Linked DNA regions of Homo sapiens: region 1 is linked to region 2. Evidence: read pairs that join two places in POLR2A ChIA-PET (ENCODE). Cell type or tissue: GM12878. All regions are shown on one strand.

Evidence for each region. ChIA-PET counts read pairs that join two places held together with the same protein. Peaks named below come from ENCODE experiments on the same cell type or tissue, not always from the same donor. Only the 100,000 strongest peaks of a DNase experiment are listed, where the experiment ranks them.
Region 1: POLR2A ChIA-PET joins it to region 2 with 7 read pairs; 2 of 35 experiments call an interaction of 5 or more read pairs at or near these places.

What each region holds. Positions count from the first base shown.
Region 1 is chr12:94,358,275-94,363,274 of GRCh38, reverse strand. All of the region lies in intron 11 of CEP83 (centrosomal protein 83), which reads left to right. It also overlaps the pseudogene RN7SL330P. Among named protein-coding and RNA genes, the nearest start is that of CEP83, 99 kb to the left of the region's middle. In GM12878, no CTCF peak of the experiment used is centred here; no DNase peak of the experiment used is centred here.
Region 2 is chr12:94,237,230-94,242,229 of GRCh38, reverse strand. It overlaps PLXNC1 (plexin C1), which reads right to left. Exons shown (of 31, transcript NM_005761.3): 10 at 4,427-4,566; 11 at 1,566-1,745. LOC124902987 (a long non-coding RNA gene) reads left to right here and starts at 4,427. Exons shown (of 2, transcript XR_007063410.1): 1 at 4,427-5,000. In GM12878, no CTCF peak of the experiment used is centred here; a DNase peak (open chromatin) is centred at 1,879; H3K27ac peaks cover 1,646 bases.

The DNA.
Region 1 (5,000 bases), 120 kb before region 2:
TTTTGATTCACGTATACAATGTGTAATGATCAAATCAGGGTAATTAGCATATTCAATCACCTCAAACATTTCATATGTTCTTTGATTTGGGAACATTCAAAATCGTCTCTTCTAGCTCAAATATACAATAAATTAGTGCTAACTGTAGTCAGTCTGTAGTGCTGTAGAACACCAGAAATTATTCTTCCTATCCAATAGTAATTTTGTATTTGTTAACCAACCTCTGTCTTCCCTCCTCACTACCCTTCCAGCCTCTAGTAACCACTATTCTACTCTCTAGTTCTATGAAATAAACTTTTTAGCTTACACATGTGAGTGAGAACATGCAGTATATATCTTTGTGTGCCTGACTTATTTAATTAACAATTGTCCTCCATACTTGTCCATGTTGCCATGAATGACAGGATTTCATCCTTTTTTATGGCTGAATAGTATTCCATTGTTTATATATGCCACATTTTCTTTATCCATCCGTTGATGGGCACGTAGGTTGATTCCATATCTTGCTTACTGTGAATAGTTCTACAGTAAACATAGGAGTGCAGATATCACTTTGACATACTAATTTCCTTTGCTTTGGGTATATACCCAGTTGTGGAATTTCTGGGTCCTGTGGTAGTTCTGTTTCAGTTTTTTTTGAGACAGGGTCTCACTCTGTCACCTAGGCTGGAGTGCAGTGGTGTGATCTCGGCTCACTGTAACCTCTGCCTCCCAGGTTCAAGTGATTCTCTTGCCTCAGCCTCCTGAGCAGCTGGATTACAGGTGTGTGCCACCATGCCTGGCTAATTTATTGATTAATTGATTGACTGTTATTTTTAGTAGAGACGGGGTTTCACTGTGTTGGCCAGGCTGGTCTCCAACTCTTGACCTCAAGTGATCCACCTGCCTTGGCCTCCCAAAGTACTGAGATTATAAGCGTGAGCCACCGCACTTGGCCTGTTGTTAGTTTTTTTTGTAGAGCTTCCATACTATTTTTCTTAATGGCTATACTAATTTACATCCCCACTAACAGTGTATTAGAGTCCCTTTTCTCCTCATTCTTGACAACATTTGTTTTGTCTTTTTGACAGGCATTCTAGCTGGTGAGATGAAATCTCATTGTGGTTTGATTTGCATTTCCCTGATAAATAGTTATGTTGAACAATTTTTCATGAATGATCCATTCAGATCATTTGCCCATTTTTAAATGAAATTACTTGGGGCTTTTTGCAGTTGTTTGAGTTTCTTGTTTATTCTAAATTTTAATCCCTTGTCAGATAAATAGTTTGCAGGTGGGCCAGGTATGATGGTTCACACCTGTAATCCCAGCACTTTGAGAGGCCAAGGCGGGTGGATCACCTGAGGTCAGGAGTACAAGACCAGCCTGACCAACATGGTGAAACCCTGCCTCTACTAAAAATACAAAATTAGCTGGGCCTGGTAGTGTGCGCCAGTAATCCCAGCTACACTGGAGGCTGAGGCAGGAGAATTGCTTGAACTCAGGAGGCGGAGGTTGTGGTGAGCCGAGACCATGCCATTGCACCCCAGCCTGGGCAAAAAGAGCGAAACTCTGTCTCAAAAAAAAAAAAATTAGTTTGCAGGTATTAATATTTTCTCCCATTGTATAGGTTGTCTCTTCACTCTGTTGATTGTTTCCTTGTTGTGCAGAAACTTGGTTTGATACGATCTCATTTATCTATGTTTGCTTTTGTTGCCTGCGTTTTCTGTTGTTATAGTTGTTTCATTTATTTTGTTTTTGTATTTATATAAGGGATGGGATTTTGCTGTGTTGCCCAGGCTGGATTGCAGTGGGTATTCACAGGTGCAATGCTACTATTGTTCAGCGTAGAGTTTTGACCCACTCTATTTCTGACCTGGGTCAGGTCACCCCTCCTTAGGCATTCTGGTGGTCCTCTACTCTTGGGAGGTCATTATCCTGATGCGAAACTTAATGTGAATGCCCAATTGCAGTAGCGCACTACAGCATCTACAGCACAAAATTTCTGGACTCAGGTGATCCTCTTGCCTCAGCTTCCCAAGTAGCTGAGACTATAGGCACGTGCCACCATGCCCAACTTGTTGCCTGTGTTATTGAGGTCTCACCCGTAAAATCTTCCCCTAGGGCAATGTCCTGAAGTCTTTTCCTTGTGTTTTCCTGTAGTAGTTTCATAGTTTGGGGTCTCATACTTAAGTTTTTGATTTTTATATATGATGAGAGATGGATCTAGTTTTATTCTTCTGCATTTGGATATGCAGTTTTCCCATAATCATTTATTGAAGAGGCTGTCCTTTCCCCAATGTATTTTCTTGGTGCTTTTGTTGAAAATCAGTTATCTGTAAATATGTGGAATTATTTTTGACTTCTCTCTTCTGTTTCATTTGTGGGTGTATGTGTTTTTATGCCAGTACTATGGTGTTTTGGTTACTACAGCTTTGTAGCATATTTTGAAGTCAGATAGTGTGATAGATAGCTCCAACTTTGTTCTTTTTACACAGGATTGCTTTGACTCTTTGGAGTCTTGTGACTCCATGCAAATTTTAAGATTTTTTTTTTCAATTTCTGTGAAGAAATTCATTGGTAATATGGTAGAAATTGCATTGACTGTAGATCACTTTTGGTAGTATGGTCATGTTAACAATATTAATCTCCCAATCCATAAGCATGAGATTTCTTTTCATTTTTTGGTGTCTTCAATTTCTTTAATCAGTATTTTATAGTTTTCCTTTTAGAGATCTTTTACCTCCTTTGTTAAATTTATTCATAGGTATTTTAATTTTTATAATTATAATAAAGAAGATTTCTTTCTTTTCCAGTTAGTTTAAGTATGTAGAAATGCTACTGATTTTTGTATGTTGAGTTTTTTTATCCTGAAACTTTAATGAATTAAAAGTTCTAAGAGCTTTTTGGTGGGATCTTTAGGTTTTTCTATATATAAGATAATGTCATCTGCAAGTGGACAGTTTTGACTTTCTCCTTTTTTATTTTGAAGCCATTTATTTCTCTCTCATGCCTAATTGCTTTGGCTGAGATTTCCAGTGCTGTGTTGAATAAGATTGACAAGGGTGAACATCCTTGTATTGTTCTAGTTCTTAGGGGAAAAGCTTTCAATGTTTTTTTGTTCAGTATGATGTTAGTTGTGGTTTTGTCATATATGGTATTCATTGTATTGAGGTATGTTTCTTTTATACCTAATTTTTTTTAAAGTTTTTGTCATGAAGGAAAGCTGAATTTTTGTCAGACGCTTTTTCTGCATGTATTGAAATTATCGTTTTTTCTTCATTCAGTTGATACGATGTATCACATTTATTGATTTGCATATATTGAACCATCCTTGCATACCTGTGATAAATCTAACTTGATCATGGTGAATAATCTTTTTAACGTGTTGCTGGATTTGGTTTGCTGGTGTTTTTGTTGAGGGTTTTTGCATCTGTATTTATTAGGGATACTGGCCATAGTGCTCTTTTTTTTGTTGTGTCCCTGTCTGGTTTTGGTGTCAGGGTAATGCTGGCCTCGTAGAGTTTGGAAGAATCCTCTCCCTTTCAATTTTTTGGAATAGTTTGAGAAGAATTAGTATTAGTTCTTTTTTAAAAGTTTGGTAGAATTCAGCAGTGAAGCCATCTGGTCCTGGGCTTTTTTTCTTGGGAGACTTTTTATTGATGATGCAGTCTTGTTACTCATTATTGATCTGTTCAGGTTTTGTATTTCCTTCTGTTTGGTTCAGTCTTGATAGGTTTTGTGTGTTTAGCAATTTATCCATTTTCTCTAGGTTTTCCTATTTGTTGTCCTACAGTTGCTCATAATAGTCTCTAATGATCTTTAGTATTTCTGTGGCATCAGCTGTAATGTCTGCTTTTTCATTTTTGATTTTATTTATTTGGGTCTTCTCACTTTTAGTTAGTCTAGCTAATGTTTTGTCAATTTTGTTTTTTCAAAAAACCAACATTTTGTTTTGTTGATATTTTATAGTTTTTTAGTCTCCTTTTTGCCGAGACCAGCTCAGTTGGGGAGACCCTAACCCAGCGGCACTAGAGGGATTAGAGACACACACACAGAAATATAGAAGTGTGAAGTGGGAAATCCCCTGATTTCTCACAACCTTCAGAGCTGAGAGCCCTGAACAGAGATTTACCCACATATTTATTAACAGCAAACCAGTCATTAGCATTGTTTCTATAGATATTAAATTAACTAAAAGTATCCCTTAAGGGAAATGAAGGGATGGGCCAAATTAATTGCAGCAGGAACACACCCTTAAGACACAGATGCTCAGGCTTTTGTTTGTGGCTTAAGAATGCCTTTAAGCAGTTTTCTGCCCTGGGCGGGCCAGGTATTCCTTGTCCTCATTCCCATAAACTCACAACCTTCCAGCTTGGACTTTATGGCCATTATGGACATGTTACATTGCTGCAGAGATTTTATTTATGGCCAGTTTTGGGGCCAGTTTATGGCCAGACTTTGGGGGGTTGCTCCCAACATGTCTCCCTTCTTAGATTTGCAAAGAGATAAAAGCAAGGGCAGCTTTGTCATGGTGAGCTACTTCTTGCAGGAATCAGGCCAGTTTTTTGGAATTATAGCAGGAGAAGGCAATCCTGGCTGTAATGCTCCCATAGGTTGTATAACTGAATTGGTGGCTCTTAAGTCAGTGAACATTTTCCATTTTCCTGATTTTTTCTTAATTACGAAAATTGGAGAATTCCAAGAAGAAAATGTTGGAGCTATGTGCCCATTTTCTAATTGTTCAGCAACTAATTTCTCTAAAGCCTCCAGTTTCTCTTTACTTAGCAGCCATTGTTCTATCCAAATTGGGTATCTGTTAACCATTTGAAAGGTATAGGTTCTGGAGGCTTAACAATGGCTGCCATCAAAAATTTTTCCCTAATGTTTGGCGGGAACTTTGTTTTTTCCACTTGAAGTGGTTCTTTCAAACCTTGCAATTTTTTTTTCTAGTCCCGTACCAGGGACATACCTCATTTCATGCATTGTATATTGACTTTGAGGGCTATATAATTGTTCTGGA
Region 2 (5,000 bases):
CAAGGTGTAAGGGCCTCAGGAGAAACCAATCTTACCAACACCATGATTTCAGCCTCCAGAACCGGGGAGAAAGAAATTTCTGTTGTTTAAGCCACAAACGCTGTGGCACTTTATGTCCACCCTAGCAAACTAATATAGCCACCTCTCACTTGATCTTAAATAAGAATATTAAAAGTGATTTTTTTCTTCTCTACTTTTTTTCCTCTTTCTCTTCCCCTCCTTTTCTTCTTCTTCTTCTTCTTTTTTTTTTTTAACAAAGCTTTTTGTCTGTAGGTTTACCTAGAGAGTACTTTGAAAATTAGCTTCGTACTGTGTCAGGCAAAGAAAATATCGTTAGGATTTTAGTCCTAAAGAGATTTAGGAATAAAAATATTATGAAAGTGAATTTAAATTCAACTAGGAGGAATCTTTATTACAGCATTCTTCACAATAACCAAGATAGGGACTCAACCTAAGTGTCCATCAACAGATTAGAGGATAAAGAAAATGTGGTACCTATACACAATGGAGTATTATTCAGCATACAAAAAAGAATGAGATCCTGTCATTTGCAACAACACAGATGGAACTGCAGGACATTATGTTAAGTGAAATAAGCCAGGCACAGAAAGACAAATATTGCAGGTTCTCACCCATATGTGGGAGCTGAGAAAGTTGGTCTAATGGAGATAGAGAGTAGAATTATGGGTATCAGAGGCTGGGAAGGGTGGTGTGGCGGGGCCAGAGAGGGATAAAGAGGGTTTGGTTAATGGCTACAAAAATACAATGAGATAGAATAAGATCTAGTGTTCAGTAGCATAGTAGGGTGTCTATAACTCACAATAATTTATTGCATATTTAAAAATAGCTAGAAGAGTGGAATTGGAATGTTCCTAACAGAAAGAAATGATAAGTGCTTGAGGTGATGGATACTCCAATTACCCTGATTTGATGATTACATATTCACTGTATGATCATAGAAAAAACATCACGTGTCCCATAAACATGTACAAGTATTATGTACCCATGAAAATGCAAAAAATACATAATAGTAATAAATTTAAAAATTCAACTAGGGAGATAAATGTTTTTCTTAACATATTGGATTTATCTGGGAGAGTTTATTTTGGGGTTTCCATCTCCCCCTTAGGGAACATCTTGAAAAGGTTGATTCTGCTTTTCATTTTGATAGCTCCCAATATTTCCCCCAAAGAATTCAAAACAGCTTAAAGTATCTAAAGTCTATAAAATGAAAGAGGTAAGAAAGAAGCCTTTTATCACAAGCAGGAGGGACACATAGTAAAGAGTGTCATATATCTATATCAAAAACCTAGGCAAACATTTCAGCTGTGAGTTTCTCAGCAGCCATGGTGAAGGGAAAAAGGTGTGCTCATAGCATTCACGATGAGCATGGGAAGCAAATGTCTTGTCAGGTATGCATTTTTCTAGGAGTAAATCCTAAGGAGAACTCGGTGAGAGGAATTTGGAATGACCACTGTTTCTGAATTTACTTGAATAAAATCAATGATCTTTGGGCATATGACCTTTAACCACAATGAGAAAAAGATTATGAATCTAGAAAGTACCTGATCCAGGTGGTAGCAGGAAATATAAGGGAACAATGTGGCAGAGCAATGTAGGATAAGGATCCCACAGAAGAGCAGTTCCCACCATCAAACTGGATACACACATCCTTCATTTCTTTCCGGCTTGATGGAAGAGAGAATTTCATGTGGGTGTCATTTAGCACATGGCTAACCTGTATCCTAGAAAAGAGTAGAAAAAGAACTCTCACATGACACAGACACTTAGCACAGTTGATTACCCAAGGTGACAGCAAATGAATTTCACTTGAACTACAACACTTCATGAAGGAGCAGAACAGCTGCAGGCAACTACTGACTCATGAGGGGCCAGTGACCCAAGTTGGTATTATTAGGGGTTGGGTTCCTCTTTCTTTAGTACATTTTTATCTTTCTTATTTGCATTGCCCTTAGAAGTGGGAAAGGAAGGAGGTGTAACCATTGCCCTGAAGAAGTACTAATAGAAAGCAGAACATGAACTGGGGGTTACATTATGTTAAGAATTGTGGATAATTCTGTTGAGTATCATAATGGCACTATGGCTTATCTGTTAGAGAGGTACTGAAGTATTTAGCAGTGAAGGATATGGTGTTTGGTTCTTATCATGCCCCCCCAAAAATCCCAGATAAGATAGATGAAGCAAGATTGGCAAAATGTTGATAGGCTTTGAAACCGGGAATGGCTACAGAGAGGTTCATTACACTCATCTCTCTTGTATTATGTTTGAGTTTCCATAATAAAAAGCTTAAGAAAAAAAGCCCTAGTCAAGCACTGAGAGGGTAAAACACAGCACCAGACAGAGATGGAAATTCTGCTGTTCAAAGGGGGCCTAAACCAAGAGCCCAGGCATCTCAGAATCAATCAGCATTGGGGCCAACATGCTCCCTAAGGAGTATCCAGGCTGGGACTTAGCTGGGGCTGTCCAGGGTGCTCCTGATGTCCAACAGCTGATGCTTGGCGCCCTTTCAGAGTCAGAGCGAAGCTTTCTCCGACATTCCCGCTGTCACCTGCAGCTTCCTCTGTGTGTCTACAATGATCCTCTAAAGCACAAATCATTAAGCCTGGGTTGTGTCTGAATAATGCTCAGTATAACCGTGCTACATGAGAATCTGTTATTACTACTTAAAGGCCATGTGCATGATGATTAACTTTAATGCTATCACTAACCCTTTAGGATAAGGCAAATTCAAAAACATCTGAGTCAGTTTGTACTTACGCCACCTCAGACGCACATTTTCAGGTTTATATTCAGAGCAAAGCTCTAGGAAATTTATCATAAAGTGGTTGAACATTAAAATTCAAACTTGTTTATAAATTTCAGAAGAAGAGAGGTGAAAATGTAGGTCATTCCACTACTAGTATTTTTCTCTTTAAAATAATTACCCATTTTAAAAGTACCATATTAAAAGAGCTTGGGATTACAGCCTGGGCTCAGGTATAGGATTAACTGAGTATTATGTTGACTGCTTGTGAACTTGGCTTCACCACACAGATGTGGTTACTGAAATGCGACATGCAGAAAGGTCTCCTAGTCATTTAATTTAATAACTGCAGTATCTCAAGACACATTCGGAATTAAAATGAGAACATAAAGAGTCAGAAACAGGGTAATGCTCCGAAAAACTACTTATTTTCCATGAAGTTGATTGCCTTTCAGTGAATACACAGGTGTCTAACTTCACAGATTTCGCTACATAAAATGAAAGATTTTTGCAATAAGGTATTTAGCCAGGATAAACAGCACAAAAAAACCTATGTTGCATAGATACAGCCTCTAATGTGTGCTTGATAATTCTGGCAAATAGCAGAACACAGGCAAGCCACCAATGAGCAGCTTTTCTCATCAAGATCACAGATATTCCAAATTTACTGCTATGAGGGGAAGGGCATGGCAGTGATGTGCAGAAAATGAATTAAAGAAGAAAATTCAGTAAATAAGCATAGCAGATTAGAATGCTGTACAAATCTGTTTTAGTAGTTAAAAATCAAAACATCACGCTTCAGCAGATTGTCTTAAATGCATTTCCATGATGAAAATAAGCTTAGTATTATACTCTATGTAGACTGTAACATCTTTTACTTCAAATTAGCCCAAACTTATATGAGTTAACAAGCAGAAAACTCAAATAATCTGTTGTGTTATTTAATAACTGCAGTTATCACATCACTTTTTTTTTTTCGAAGGGGGAGTAACCATTTGCACAAGGACATCGGTAGAAATTGAAAAGTCTTTCTCCAAGTTTCACCGATGTGATGAGTTTGGGAAAGAAGTGACAGAAATAATAATGTTCAAGAGATACATTGACCAGATATTTATGTTGGGGTGTTCTTTTTTACTACCATTATATGTAGTAGTAATTTAATTTTTGGAGGCTGAAACCAAACCAGTAAAGAGAAGGCTACAAAGAATAAAATGTCCACATAAAATGGATCCAAGAGGTTTTGTTTTTTCAACTTTGGGTGGCACACTGGAAGAGCTGCTCCAAAAAATTCCTCATCAAATTTCAAGGTACTCAACTATTTTTCCAAGTGCATCACCTAAAGAATGATGTTTGCTACTCCATATACTTGATTTTGTTACTGAAAATGAATCAAGACCCCAAACAGGCAACATCCTGAAATGACTATATACTGAGATTTTTGGGGAATAACACAGAACAGATTCTCTCACAATGAACTTCAGATCTGTTGTGAAAATTATTTTACGTGTTGGAATTATATTATGTCAAATACTCTGACTAATTGGCCTGCTTTGGGGCATGGCAATAATTTGACTATATTAAGGTTATAATCACACTGATATTCCTTTGGCACAGGTTTGAGCGTTACGTTACCGAGGATAAATTATTAGTATTTCGACTCACACATCCTTATCACAGGTACTGGTTCCTTTCAGGATCATTGTGATGTTCGATGCCCGGGTAAAGTTTGCTCCCGTTACTATCACGTTGCTTTTCCCTAATGTCGATACTTTCTGTGGCTCAATGGACTTAATGTAGAAGACCTATTGGAAAGAAAAGATTAAAACAGGAGATCAAAGCTAAGAAATGGCATCGCTCCAAAAAAATCTGTTTATACGCTGCAGTTCGAAGAAATCACTGGGAAATTACAACATTTTGCGAACACAAGCAGACAGTGTTTAATGAAATCAATGAATTCAAGGAAGAGGGCTGCAGATTCATGTCTCTCAACATGTGACAGCATGAGGTCAAACCAATTAGTCTTTGTCTCACAAGACAGTTGAAAATACAGTTGAAAAGTCTGATATTCTGTCTGAAGAGTGAGGTATCACTAGAGTTTTGAAAATGTTTACTGCCTTACAGCCTCTGGAGGCTCACAATGTAAGCAAAATCAAGGAAAAGAAAGAGAGTCCATTGACCGTAGGCCAATGACAGACTCATCGTTAAGTTGAAATAAATGTCATTCCAGATAAATTCA